Regions from separate parts of the Homo sapiens genome. Here all the other regions are linked to region 1. A link is a contact called in ENCODE Hi-C or POLR2A ChIA-PET data. All regions are on one chromosome and are shown on one strand. Each heading gives the region's core, a stretch centred on a gene start or an enhancer-like site at or near the end of the contact. The rest is flanking DNA. Distances are from core to core; before and after follow the strand shown. Region 1 holds the start of NAPB (NSF attachment protein beta). Region 2 holds the start of KAT14 (lysine acetyltransferase 14). Region 3 holds the start of KIF16B (kinesin family member 16B).

Region 1 (3,962 bases), core at 565-3,064:
TCTTCTCCTGATCCACACCAGGGGTGCTTCTCCTTTCCTTTTCCTTCTTGTTTCAAGGATTCCTCAGCTGTCTCTCTAGTCAGGCCTTATTCTGTGAGGTTCATCTCTCTGCCCTGCCTCCTTTCCTCCCCCAGCCTTTGGGAGAATAAAACACTAGCTCTACCCAGTAATTAAGGTTTGAAGGTTTTCTCCCACTTTGGTGTGGACTGGCAGAACGGTGGGAGTGCCCACAAATTTCCTGTGACAAAGAAGAGAATGAAGGAAATTACTAGAAACCACCAAAAATGTCTCTCTTAATTGCAAGTGCTAGCTTCGGGGAGGCAGTCTGTTCCAGCTCCTTTTCAACTGACTACAGATATGAGAATCTAGAACTGTGTGCTTTAGGATAGGGATGGAGAGTTCTTTTCAAAATGTGCATTTTCTAGACCCCAGCTGCAAGAGACCTTGATACCAAAACCCAGTGGCCTAGGAATCAGTATTTCTTAAATATCCATTAGAGCTTCTGCATCGAACCACGTTAGGGAACAACTGATTTAATCAACACACTGATTTACTTAGGAGCTTTTGACTTAGCCTCACTCCATTAAGCCCCCATAGACTGCTCTGCTTTCCAAATGCTTATGTTCACTTTTTACAGTTTTTCTCTGGTCTCCCCTGCATTTACGGTCACCTCCAATTTCCCGCCTCCTTCTCTCTCCAAAAACACACAGCTCAGCTTTTCAAAGTTAGAATAATGCATGTAGTAATCGTAAATAAACTGCACGAAGAGCTGAGATTTCTTTCTATCTCTACGGAGTCCTGAAATGTATGAACTCTGTGACATGTGCTTTAGTCAACTTTCTTTCTAGGAGTTTGGCCCCTCTTGCCTTGCCCTCTACAGACAGTCTTCATTTTCTAAAATTTTGCATGCCAGTGCCCAGAGTGTATTTATTAACAGTTTGAAACTGTCATAAATCTCACTTGGCAGTGATTTTCTTATTAGTTTCAGCATCTCTGCCTTAGCACTGCCAAGCTTGAATGGTCTAGACATTGTCTTCAAAAATAACTCCCTCTGGGACAGGCCTGAAAGTCTCTGGCACAGGATCCCATCTATCTATGGATACTTCTCCTAGGAGATTAGAAGTCTTCCTGGCAGGCAAACATTTTGTCCCTGGAGATCCATCCACTATGGCCAGTATTATGTAAAGGATAAGAGTTCAATGGTTCACATCCATTGAATATAATTCAGTCAACAAAAGAGTGGATTATGCATATATTGCATATATGCAACTCATTTATAACCAAGGAAGAGAGGACCAACAGAAAGTTACAGTTTGGGGAGATTTAAAAATAACTGAACTTATATTGGGGACGTCTTGCTCTTGGAGATAAAAATGGCTCTTATTGCCAGCTGTTGCTCGTTTTTTGGTGGGCGGTATCAAGCATGTGATGCTTTGGTGGCTACACCAGATTCTCTTTTGCAGAACTTGCATGAAGGGTGTGGGTTCCATCCAATCTGTTATCCCCTGTTCCTTCATCCATCCCATTGCCATGCGAGTCTTACTGAGGAGGTGATCTTTACTAGAGGCCACGGATCATTTTTCCATTTCTGCATACATACAAAATTAAAGTTCACCTTGGCCCAGGACCCCTTTGGGGGGGTCACGCCCCCTGCGCCGACGTCCTGGGAGCTAGCGGTGCGCAAGCTCGGCTCACACACACCCCGCCCCGGGGCCTCCTGGGAACTGTAGTAGGCGGCTCGCGAATCCCCGCCGCCATGACAGGACCCGGACTACAGCTCCCGAAAGGCCTCGCGCGTCGCGCCTGCGCCTGCGTCCCTGCGGCCGCCAGAGGGAGGGTTAAGGCGCCTGGGCGCACAGCGAGCCGGCTGAGGGGGCTGTGGCGGCCGCGGCGGGCGACATGGACAACGCGGGGAAGGAGCGTGAGGCAGTACAGCTGATGGCGGAGGCCGAGAAGCGAGTCAAGGCCTCCCACTCCTTCCTCCGAGGGCTGTTTGGGTGAGCGCCAGACCGTGCGTGCCCTGGGGGGGGGGGGTCTCCGTACTTGGCCCCCTTCCTTTCAGGCTGACCCCCCGAGTCCCCCACGCAACCTCTGGGGCCCTCAGACCACGTCTAGGGGCCCTCAGCCTGCAGGCGCCCTCCAGAAATCCTGTAGGGTCCCCCAGCGCCCCCTGGAGCCCCCAGGACGCCCAGGGGCCCTCAGTCCGCACGCGCCCTCCAGAGACCCCACAGGCCCCCCCAGGGTCCCTGGAAACCCCGCATCCTCCCAGGGGCTCTCAGCCCCCACGCGCACTTTAGAGACCCCCTAGGGCCGGCAGAACTCCCCAGGGTTCCTCAGCCCCCACACGCTCTCCGGATCCCCTAACACGCCCCCTTAGAATCCCCAGAGTCTCACAGGGACCCTCAGCCCCCACGCGCCTTTCAGAGAACCCCTAGGACCCCCAGAGCTCCCCAAGCGCCCCACGAAGCCCCTAGAACACTCTGGGGGGGGGGCTGTCAGCCTCACGCGCCCTCTGGAGACCCCAGATCGCCCCCCTCGCCCTGGCCCGGGTTGGTGCGGGGGTCCCACGACCTAGAAGGTCAGCGGCTCCCTGAGGCCCGCGGGCGCGGTAGCTCGGGGCGCGCGTGGGGCCCCCTTCTCAGTGCGTAGCGAGTCGTATTGGTGCATTTCGCCACGCTGAAGCCCGTATCGCTCCTGAGACCGGTCCGGGTGAGGCGCGCCGGGGTGGAGCCGGAGGGGTGGGTGCGGGGGCCGCCCCCGGCGCCTGGAACGCGCACCTGGGGGCGTCCCGCCTGCAGGTGGGCCCCGCCGGGGAGGGGGCGGTCCGGCGAGGGATCCAGAGCTGGTGTGCTTGTTGGCCTCTCTCCAGGGGCCTTGCGCCGAGTACACCTTTAGTAAATACTTGACTAATGAACGAATATATTTTCTCAGCATAGTATTTTTCCTTCTCCGGAGATTGATTGATAGCCAGAGCCTCCTGTTTGATTAACGGTAACGCTGCTGCTGTTTAAGTCAGGCGTCCTTTGGGAATCCCTTTAATTTCCTGTAATTCTTCCGTGCTCTCCTAAGGAGGATTTTAAATTCCAACCTCTCAAAAAGCAGAGCCCGCACTGACAGCCCGGAAGAATTCTGGGCTGTTGAATATGTGAATGATTCAGCTGTTTAGGATGAGAAAGGCAGAAATTTTGTGTGTGCCTGTTTCGTTGTTTTCTTTTGAAAGTGAAAGATCCTTTGCTGTTACCAAGAGCAGATACTTAACCCATTGCATGACTAGACACGATTTTATTTCTGTACACATTCAGTTCAGACTCTATTTCAGAAGACAGACATAATGGGCTCTTAGCTTGTTTTGCCAACTTCATTCTTTTGGCTATAAATTATAATACTTTACCGCTATTGATACGTCTTTAGGAAATGCTTAAGGACAAGTTGCATGCAGTACGCATAACTGCAGAAATGCATAAAGGCTGCAAAAATGCAAGAAGATAAGGGTCCCTGTCCTCAGGAACCTCTCAGAGGACGTTTATCACAGCTGGTTTCTAAATTTCTCATGTGATGTGTAGGAGATATAGCTATGAATTATGTTTTGTTTTGCATTTAAAAGTTATGACAGTACCATCAAGTGCTAGCGCCACACTAACTCCTTTTAAATGTTTTGATTCACAAAACATTTAAAATTCACTCTAATAAAATTTAATGTCATAGTACCTCATGCCAGGAGGTTATTTTAATGTTACAACATTATTTCAAGTCAGGAAGTGCTTCCCTGTGGGAGAGTCTGTAACTGGCAGAGGAAAAAGCTTGACAGCACTTGGTGCTTGTCTCAGGAGAACACTCCTTTTGGGAAAGAGGTTTTCGATGTTTTTAGGAAACTAGGCCAAATCTTGAGCTTATAATCCTTAAAGGATTTTGAAAAGCCTTTGTTTTTAAAGAAACATCTCCCTTTTAAATGTTGCTACCTA
Region 2 (4,462 bases), core at 1,850-4,349, 5.3 Mb after region 1:
CACCTCAGCCTGGGAGGCACAGGCTGCAGTGAGCTAAGATTGTGCCACTTCACTCCCACCTGGGTGACAGAACAAGCCCCATCTCAAAATAAATAAATAGGGTTTTTTTTGTTTTGTTTTATTGGTTTTTTTTTTTTTTTTTTGAGAAGGAGTCTCGTTCTGTCACCCAGGCTGGAGATCTTGGCTCCATGGCACGATCTTAGCTCACTGCAATCTCCACCTTCTGAGTTAAAGCGATTCTTGTGCCTCAGCCTCCCCAGTAGCTGAGATTACAGGCGTGCGCCACCAGGCCTGGCTAATTTTTTTGTATTTTTAGTAGAGACGGGGTTTCACCACGTTGGCCAGGCTGGTCTCGAACTCCTGACCTCAAATGATCTGCCTGCCTCAGCCTCCCAAAGTGCTGGGATTACAGGCATGAGCTACCGTGCCTGGCCAATAAATGGTTTTTAATAGTGGCTATATAGAGTAGAATTAATGGGAGTGGGGCCCAGGGCCTGCGTATGTTTGTGGGGTTTTTTCCAAATTATTTTACCTATTTTTAAAAACTCACCTAATATAATACCTACTTGCTGGACCTCCTCCAGGCCTACAGCTTCATTATGAGGGATTTGAAGGAGTCCCGGGATTGATATAACTCAACTGAAACACAACTGTCTTGAACCATGCACCCTTGGCAAGATCACCACTGAGACAAAAACGGAGGTGCTTATTCCACTCCCCCAACTGCAGGTCTTCCTGTCCTGTGCTTCTTACACCATGACACACCGATACCCACCCTCCCAAGCCCACACCATTCACCAGAATCATTCCTTCCACACCTGCCTCCCAGATCCTACCCTTCCTTCTCAGAGATGTCACGTGTGCTTATGATCTGGCTCTCCATCCCATCATTTGCTATCTTCCTCTAGGTTTCAAGGTCTATGCTGATTGCCTCACACATCCTTCCTGTGACCCTCACTGAACTACCTTTCTAACAACTTTCCTTACTAATCACTAAAGACCTCTTTATTCTTCCAACCCTAACACCTAGAACTCTGGCTCCTCATGTAGCACTGCTTAATTTTTGCTAGGTTACTGTGAGGATTACAGATGATATACATAAAGTGCTTAATACACTGCCTGGTATGTGGTAGACGGTCAGGAATCAATATTCATTATTTAATTTCTTGCTTCCTTGAACCTTCCGACACATCCACTGTGCTAATCATTTGTCCTAGTCTTTCCCACTGCTATTAATACAATGTAAGCCCCTAATGAAGAACCGGACATAAAAGGAAAAAAAATAAACACACACACACACACACACACACACACACACACACACACACGTTATTTTGGTTCTTCAGCTCTAACTTCCAAATAACCACTTTTCCACTCTGTAACACAATGGTGCTTAGTCCTGTGTTAAAATTCTCTGGGTTACTTTTAAAACATTGTTGAACCAGGTCCCCATCCCCAGGAGATTCTGGTTTAAATGGTCTGGGGTGGGGACCAAGCCTTAGTCACATTGTAAAAACTTTCCGGGAACATTTGATGTTCAGTTAGGGTCCAAAGCCAAGCTCTAATCCATCCCTACCCAAACCCTTCAAACATCACTTCACTGACGTCAGATCATCTGTCATACTAAATTTTACTCCATCTCAAGTTTTCCCAGGATCAACATCTTTTACTTTTCCTTGTAAGAGGCGGAAGTCTTCTGCCTCTATTCCAAAAGCCAGCCCCTTAGGAGCACATTTTAATCCCAAATCTCTGATCTCTCCTGTGCCCTTTCATTGTTAAGTCATCTCAACCCCTCGTCAAAATTCTTGTACCATCACATGCTTCCTCTCTTCTAATTTCCACAGTCTGTGAACACCAAGAACAAAGACCTCATCCACTTCATCTCTGTATATCAAGCACATAGCACAGTCCAAAGGTCTGGGTAGGCAAATCAAGAAAAGACTGTTTACTCTTGATTCATCCAGTCCATTATTTTCACCCTTGGTGAACTAGGTTCAACCCCAATCACTGCCAAGTTGTTTTCTGAAAATTCACCAATGACCCTGTTCTCAGCAAGGTCGTGAATCACTGATAGACTCTGGAAGAGTGGAGTTTCCTTATCTTTGTATTCCCAAGGTGCTTAGTGAGGTAGCTTCCACACAGTAATCACCCATTAAAGGTCTGTCAACTTGAATAAGAAAGAAAATATGAACTGAGAGGACAGAATAGTCACTGCTGATCAGCAGGTCACGGATATTTCCTGAAATAAAAGTACCAAAAAAAAAAATCTGGAGACTGTTATCTCTATCGTTCCCAGATTCTAGTTTCCATAGCAAACTGTTCATTTAAACGAGAAGTGCAAACATCTCACCAAATTATCTTGGTCAAAGGCATGGAGAGTGAGTACGGGGAAGGGGGGCTCCCTTACCATGGGATAAAATCAATAGCACGTAAAACACATTAGGCTTTAACCCCAACCTTGGGCCAGGAGGGAGGCTGGTAGCTTGCAGAATGCACCCCAAGAAACTCCTTCCCCACCTTCTATTTTCTAGCGGCCCAAGTGAGATGTGGAAAGGTCCGCACCCTGCGGGCCGGCTGTGACTTGAAAACAGAGCCACTGGGCACCCCAAAAGCTTGCGTGCCGTGCCTGTGCGGAGCAAGGCCCCTTCAGCGCGGAGCTCCAAAGGCGCTAAGCCGGGCAGCCGGGTCGTCCTGAATCTGCGGGCTGCACACGCCCGCCGGGAGCTGCAGCGCCCGGAGCCCAGCAGAGCGGCCGCCGGCCGCAGCCGCAAACGCGTGGGGTGCAGGGCCGCGCCACCGCGGGGGAAAGACACGAAGAGGAGCTGAGGAACCGAGCGGGCAGAGACCACGAGAGGCCCCAGGTCGACGCCGCGCGCGCGGGCCCGGAAGAGACGGTCACGTGACACCGACCTGCTGGTCCCACTGCTGCTTCACATGTACGCCGGCCACTGTGGCCGCCGTCAGCAGCACCGAGAGGCCCAGCACCACCTTCGAGCTCCTAGACATCCCCACGCTGGCGGCCGCGGCCTCTCTCTCCCGCCCGCCCGAGGCGCAGAGGCCGCCGCAGAGTGCGCACCGCCGCCTGTACTGCCCAGGCTCGACCCCTCGAGCGCAGAGCCCCAGCCGTCGCGTGCGCCGCTCGCCGCTGCCAGGCGTGAGCAATCGAGAGCCGAGCATAGAGCGGCGCCCAGGCTCTACGAACTCTTGGCTTCACTAGGGGCCTCCTGCACACCCCGCAGGCGACAGCGTTAGACCACCCCCGATTCAAATTCTAGGAGTCCCGGCCCAAACTGGCCCCGGCACCTTACCAGGGTGGAGGGTGGGGGTTCCATGCCCCTCAGTCAGTTCAGTACCAACCTCACCCCGGGCGGGGTCTGGATACCGTGCTGACCCCTCTCCCACAGACGTCCCTTCTGAGCCCCTGACTGATCCAGAAGCTTCGCCCAATACCGGCTTCGCCTAAACGCAGCCCCCTCATTGCTCCTTTGGCGGGGCAGGCGCCACCAGGAGACCGCCTCGTTAGGCAGCTTCAGAGGCGCGGGGTTCCCATCCGTGGAGTTTTTGCCTGAGGACCCATTATTAAACGCTGTAGTCGCGGTCACCTGGTTTCACCTTGACGCTGTGGGGCGACTGGTCAGGCTCGGATTATTATTATTATTATTATTATAATTTTGATACAGAGTCTCTGTCTATCGCCCAGGCTGGAGTGCAGTGGCGCGATCTCGGCTCACTGCAACCTTACCGGATTCAAGCGATTCTCCTGCCTCAGCCTCCCGAGAGGATTACAGGCGTGAGCCACCGCGCCTGGCCCCATGTAATCTTTGTGATCACTTTTACACCCAAGTTTCCGCGCCAGTAATACAAGGGAAATAAATGATATAAAGAAGTCTTGCGTTGGGAATAGTTAAGCAATTGTGCAAGACGCATTTTCACTTCTTCCTCGGGTAAAAAAGGCAAGGCCTCCCAGAAACTTTTAAGTATCTGATAGAGCAACCAGTGAAAACGTGTTCATCATTCAATCATTCTTTCCCACTAGAATTCACAGAGAACGAGCTTCTTCCGGTGGACACGGCTATAGGCAGTATTGATTAAGCCTCACCAGGGAGTTTTACAACATTCATTACTGTTCATAGTGCTTTGCTATTCCAGTCTCTTATGTGAGCGTAAATGGCATAAGGGGACTATTGCTCTTAAAGGTATCTTTAAAGATACCTTTTCCAAATGTCATTTTGTCCACAGCATTTTTTGCAGCCTAGAGAGAATGTACCACTGAATTGGAAAATGGAGTTCTTGCTGTAATGAACTTTGAGAAGAAATTCAGTTCAGGGTGTATTTGCATATTTCTCTTTAAAAATTATATTAGACTTCTTTTTATTCGTGGTATATCCTAGATATTTTCCCCTGTAAATCAGTGAGCCTTCAACAGAGCTGTATGTCCTTAGAGTGTACATCAGGGAATTAG
Region 3 (4,513 bases), core at 2,014-4,513, 6.8 Mb after region 1:
AATAAAAATAAAAATGTCTTTTATCCATCCAATTGAATTTTAAAATCATAGATTCTTAAACCTTTTTTATGCCGTGGACCCTTTTGGTTGTTTGGTGAGAGTAACATTTTCAGAATAACATTTTAAAATGCATAAAATAAAATAAATGGGATTACCAGGAAAATCAATTATACTGAACTATAACTATTAAAATGTTAGAAATAAATGTGATCTTAAGGTAGGTTTGTTATTTAGTGGCTCTCTTGAGTACCCACCCCTCCTTTGCGGGGCCCTCCCACATTGCCTGGGCGTGACCATGTGACTGCCTTTGGTCAATGGAAGTCCAGCAAAGGCTTGTGCATAGTGCGGTGCTCTCCTGGCGAGGTGTCTCGCCGCCGCAAGAAATCTGGAACCTGGTCTAAACTTTTTGAGGATGAAAAAGCAAAATGCACCAACTTTTCCTCACCCCAGGTGAGCCTAGAGCCCAGCCACAAAGCCCGGGTGACACCAGCAACCCAAAGAATTGAGAGAAATAATAACCGGTTTTTGTTTTAAGCCTCCACATTTTTGGCCATTATTTTTATGCATCAGTACATAACTGATTTGGATCCCTGAATTCTTACTGACCTTTTGGGCCCTGGATTTACTGCTTTTTTTTTTTTTTGAGATTGGGTCTCACTCTGTCACTCAGGTTGGAGTACAGTGGTGCGATCTTGGCTCACTGCAACCTCCTCCTTCCATGCTCAAGCGATTGTCCCACCTGAGCCTCCTGAGTAGCTGGGACTACAAGCACACGCCACCATGCGTGGCTTTTATTTTTGTTTGTTTTATTTTGTCGTAGAGACAGGGTTTTACCGTGTTGCCCAGGCTGGTCTCAAACTCCTGAGTTCTGGCAATCCATCCTCCTCGGCCTCCCAAAGTGCTGGGATTACAGGCATTAGCCACCGTGCCCGGCCTAGAGCTTCTGTAACTGTTTTTCACTATCAGTTATTTTAAGCTCTCACAGTTTGCGTAGAGGTCATCTATCCCCTGGCTCCTTGCAGGGAGGGTGGCAGCCGACAGCATCTTCACTCCCCGAACGTGCTGGAAATGCCATGTCTCAGGCTTCCCCTCTGACTTGCCCATTAGAAGCTGCAGTTTCACAAGACCGCCAGGTGATTCCTTTAAACATTCAAGTTTGCAAAACACTTTAAAGCAGGCACACTAAAGTCTGAGATGAGCAAACCCCTTATCTTATAATAATCTTCCCTTTCAGAAACTTCCTTCACGCCCCAATAGAAATATTTTCTGCTAAGAAAGTGCCCGTTCCGTATCGTCTGTGATGATCAAGCCTTACTGCTTCCTATTGAAAAGCTCCAGGCATGCTGTTTGTTGTCTAAAGCGTCTGCCGGGCTGCGATGGTCCGTTTTGTGTCAGACAGCAAAGTCGTGGATGGAAAGGGGGCTTATAAACACGTGTAGGTTGTTGGAATTACATTAACGAATGAATGAGCAAAACCTTCTAAACCACCGACCAATGAAACCCCGATACAGAAAATCGCTGTCATGAGTAAGTTAGCACTCCTGAAGAGTTTGAATACTGAACTGGCCAGAGTCTGCGCGCCGACGCCCCCCAGGTGGCCGGAGTGACCCGGAGCAGGCGTGGCTGTCTCTCAGACCCGCGCGTTGGGCCCGAACAGTTTGTCCCCACGCAGCTCCCATATAAGGCGGGCCCCTCCCCTGCCCCAGCCAGCTAGGTCGCCGCGCTGGCTCCCTGGCGGCTTCTCAAACCAACCCGCCGCTACTGCGCATGCTTGGCAAGCTCGCCCGCTCCTTAATATCCTGCTCCGGCTGTTCCTGCCACCCGTTGGTCAAATTCGCACCCAGCTCTGCTCCAGACAGAGGGAAAACCCAGTGATTTCCGGGCTCTAGAAACAAAGGGAGGCTATGATTCCCTGCTGGCCCTAGGGGTCCAGGGAAGGTTATGGAAAGATAATTCTTTGTGTAAGCGGGTTGCGTACTTGCAGACATCATCCCACTTGATGCATTCACCACTCTATGCCGTTGTTCCTGATTTGCAGATGAGACAAGAAGCCTCAGAGGCGCCCAGTAATTCAGAATTACAGGCTGACAAGGCTAGTGTTGGAGCTAGGACTTAAAAACAGGAGTTCCGCCTCCATTCCTTGCGTCTCCCATTATAGCTTGGCTTCCTGGAATGGCTGCTCCTGTGGCTCGCAGGTGGGCTTCTGGGTGTGCGCAAACGATTTCATGCATGCTCGATTCACTGAATGAATGAATGCATTTACCTTCTACACAGGAAGGGAGGTGGAGCTCACTTCTACCAGAGGCCCTAAGCCTTAAGATACCAGTTGTCGGCCTGGCGCGGTGGCTCACGCCTGTAATCCCAGCATTCTGGGAGGCCAAGGCGGGCGGATCATTTGAGGTCAGGAGTTCGAGACCAACCTGGCCAACATGGTGAAACCCCGTCTCTACTAAAAATACAAAAATCAGCCGGGCGTGGTGGCACGCCCAGCTATTCGGGAGGCTGAGGCAGGAGAATCTCTTGAACCCGGGAGGCGGACGTTGCAGTGAGCCGAGATCGCAGCATTACACTCCAGCCTGGGTGACCGAGCGAGACCCTGTCTCAAAAAAAAAAAAAAAAAAAAAAAAATACCAGTTGTGTTCGCCTTTAACTCCCTTATGATTAAAACTAAAAATTACTAAAGTGTACAAAAGTGCAAAACAAGTCTAAATAAGGTTTGATTCTAGCCAATATAATGACATTCCCGCACACATTTAAAACATCCAACACCCTATTAATTTTCGTTTATCGGTATCCCGAGTTAAGGGGTCCAAAACATACGGTCGGACCTCCTTAGGGTAGCAGAGAAGGCCCTAGCGGAGTTTGCCACCAACAAGCTGTGATCATCTCTGCGCCTCAGTTTGTTCGTGTGTAAAATGGATACGTTAACTCATGTTTGGCTGGGTGAAGCCAGGTTCTTGTTAAGGGCTGAAAAACTGGCTTTGGTCACCTGACCCCAGGACTGTGATCCTTGCCGCTGGCTTTAAATTGCTGCGATCCTCTTCTCTCCAGTTGTTCAGGCCATGAGGGTGGGTTCTAGTTTTCCTGAAACCATCCGCTCCGGGTCGCCCCCATAACCTCTGCGCCAAGGTCCACAACGTGGCCTTTCCAGACTTGCAGATCCCGGAGGCTGCTTCCAGGCCCCGCGGCCCCGCCCCTCTGCACCGCCCGGCCGCCGCCAAACCGTGGCGCATGGATCACGCGGGCCGGAGCCGTTCTGGGCATGCTCAGTGGCCTGGCAGGTGGGGCTGCCGCGGAACTCCAGGTCCGGCCGGGAGCAGAGGGGCGGGGGCGAGAGGGAAGTGGGCGGGAGCCGCGATCTGAGTAGCCAGCGTCGCCGGCGACCGCGGAGTTCTGGGCTAGTGGGACCCCGCGCGGGCTGGTTCGGGATGAGCGATGGCATCGGTCAAGGTGGCCGTGAGGGTCCGGCCCATGAATCGCAGGTGAGTGGGGCCGCCCGCGCCCCGCCCCCTCGTCGCGCCCCCACCCAGAGGAAGCCTGTTTCCAGCTCCCCCAAAGCCAGCCTGGACTTAAAAGTGTCACCGGCTGGTCCCTGGCCCACCGGGCCCAGGCTGTGGCCTCTGGGGGCCTGGAGGACTTCGTGCACTGCTGTCCCGTTCACATTGCCCTGGAGAGGACCCTGGTGGTAAAGGAGAAGATTCTATTAACTCTCTCCATCGTATTAACTTGAGATGTTCTTGTTCCCCCTTTAAAAAAGCATCAAGGGAACGTTACCATGAAGATGTAAAATAGTTGGGGGGAAGGTGAGAGTGCTGAGGGGGGGCACCACGAACTGTCAGGTGAACCCCTCATTTCTACCAACTCAGAAGTTCTCTTAACAATTAACCATGCTACTTTTTAATCTTTCAGTTAGAGATGATTTTGATTCCCTGAATGTCTAATCGATAACTTAGCAGTTCCTAACTTCATGTTAGAGAGTGGATGGGAAAACTTTGACAAAGTCCTGACTCCTAGAAAAAAGTCAGGGACGCTTTACACGTGTTTGAAATACTCTGATATTAAGAGAGAGGAAGAGTGTTACACACAAAATTTAATCTTGTTATATATTTCTACGAAGTAATGCTTTTTCAGAATCCTTCTCTTCATTCACTGAAAAATAGCCTGTGCTCCCTTTTCAATGACCTCTTTTTAATCCGTTTAGAAAGTTTCTTTGGAAAAGTTACTTTTTAAATTGGTTTGACTTCAAAGAATGAGGTAGAAATGGGATGTGTCCTCCAAGGTGACAGGCAAGGTTCACACAGAGCCATTTGATTTTATTGACTTCTCTACCAAGTTGGTGGATATTTGACTTACCATAGGGCCTTTTTGCTTTTGTCATATCAACTTGTGGAGGTTAATGTTTGGTAGTTCTGATGCCTGATTGGGGCAGCCGAAGGCCATAAAATCAAAAGATTTCCAGAACCTTATTTGACTCATCTAAATCTGTTTCTTCTCTTGGCAAGTAGGGAATCAT

What was found. Hi-C counts contacts between places; a loop is a spot of excess contacts on that map. ChIA-PET counts read pairs that join two places held with the same protein, here RNA polymerase II (POLR2A). Pooled maps may share reads with other maps.
Region 2: a loop to region 1 is called in a pooled map, with 8 times the contacts of the local background. The contact joins the promoter of KAT14 here to the promoter of NAPB in region 1. A Hi-C loop is called at or near these places in 7 of 50 pooled maps.
Region 3: a map of CD4-positive, alpha-beta T cell shows a loop between it and region 1 (13-fold over the local background). The contact joins the promoter of KIF16B here to the promoter of NAPB in region 1. A Hi-C loop is called at or near these places in 1 of 168 maps with a recorded cell type or tissue (CD4-positive, alpha-beta T cell) and 6 of 50 pooled maps. POLR2A ChIA-PET finds 5 or more read pairs at or near these places in 2 of 52 experiments (H1 and activated CD4-positive, alpha-beta T cell).

Annotation. Positions count from the first base shown.
Region 1 is chr20:23,419,340-23,423,301 of GRCh38, reverse strand. It overlaps NAPB (NSF attachment protein beta), which reads left to right and starts at 1,814. Exons shown (of 11, transcript NM_022080.3): 1 at 1,814-1,997. The coding sequence starts at 1,900. RefSeq lists an enhancer at 1,436-1,625 and silencers at 1,876-1,965, 2,596-2,825.
Region 2 is chr20:18,136,500-18,140,961 of GRCh38, reverse strand. KAT14 (lysine acetyltransferase 14) reads right to left here and starts at 3,099. Exons shown (of 11, transcript NM_001392073.1): 1 at 2,911-3,099. It overlaps PET117 (PET117 cytochrome c oxidase chaperone), which reads right to left and starts at 3,099. Exons shown (of 2, transcript NM_001164811.2): 1 at 2,911-3,099. The coding sequence starts at 3,006. RefSeq lists a silencer at 2,611-2,730.
Region 3 is chr20:16,572,198-16,576,710 of GRCh38, reverse strand. KIF16B (kinesin family member 16B) reads left to right here and starts at 3,263. Exons shown (of 26, transcript NM_024704.5): 1 at 3,263-3,482. The coding sequence starts at 3,436. It overlaps LOC124904875 (a long non-coding RNA gene), which reads right to left and starts at 1,408. Exons shown (of 2, transcript XR_007067539.1): 1 at 984-1,408. RefSeq lists silencers at 3,227-3,356, 3,143-3,372 and an enhancer at 2,985-3,506.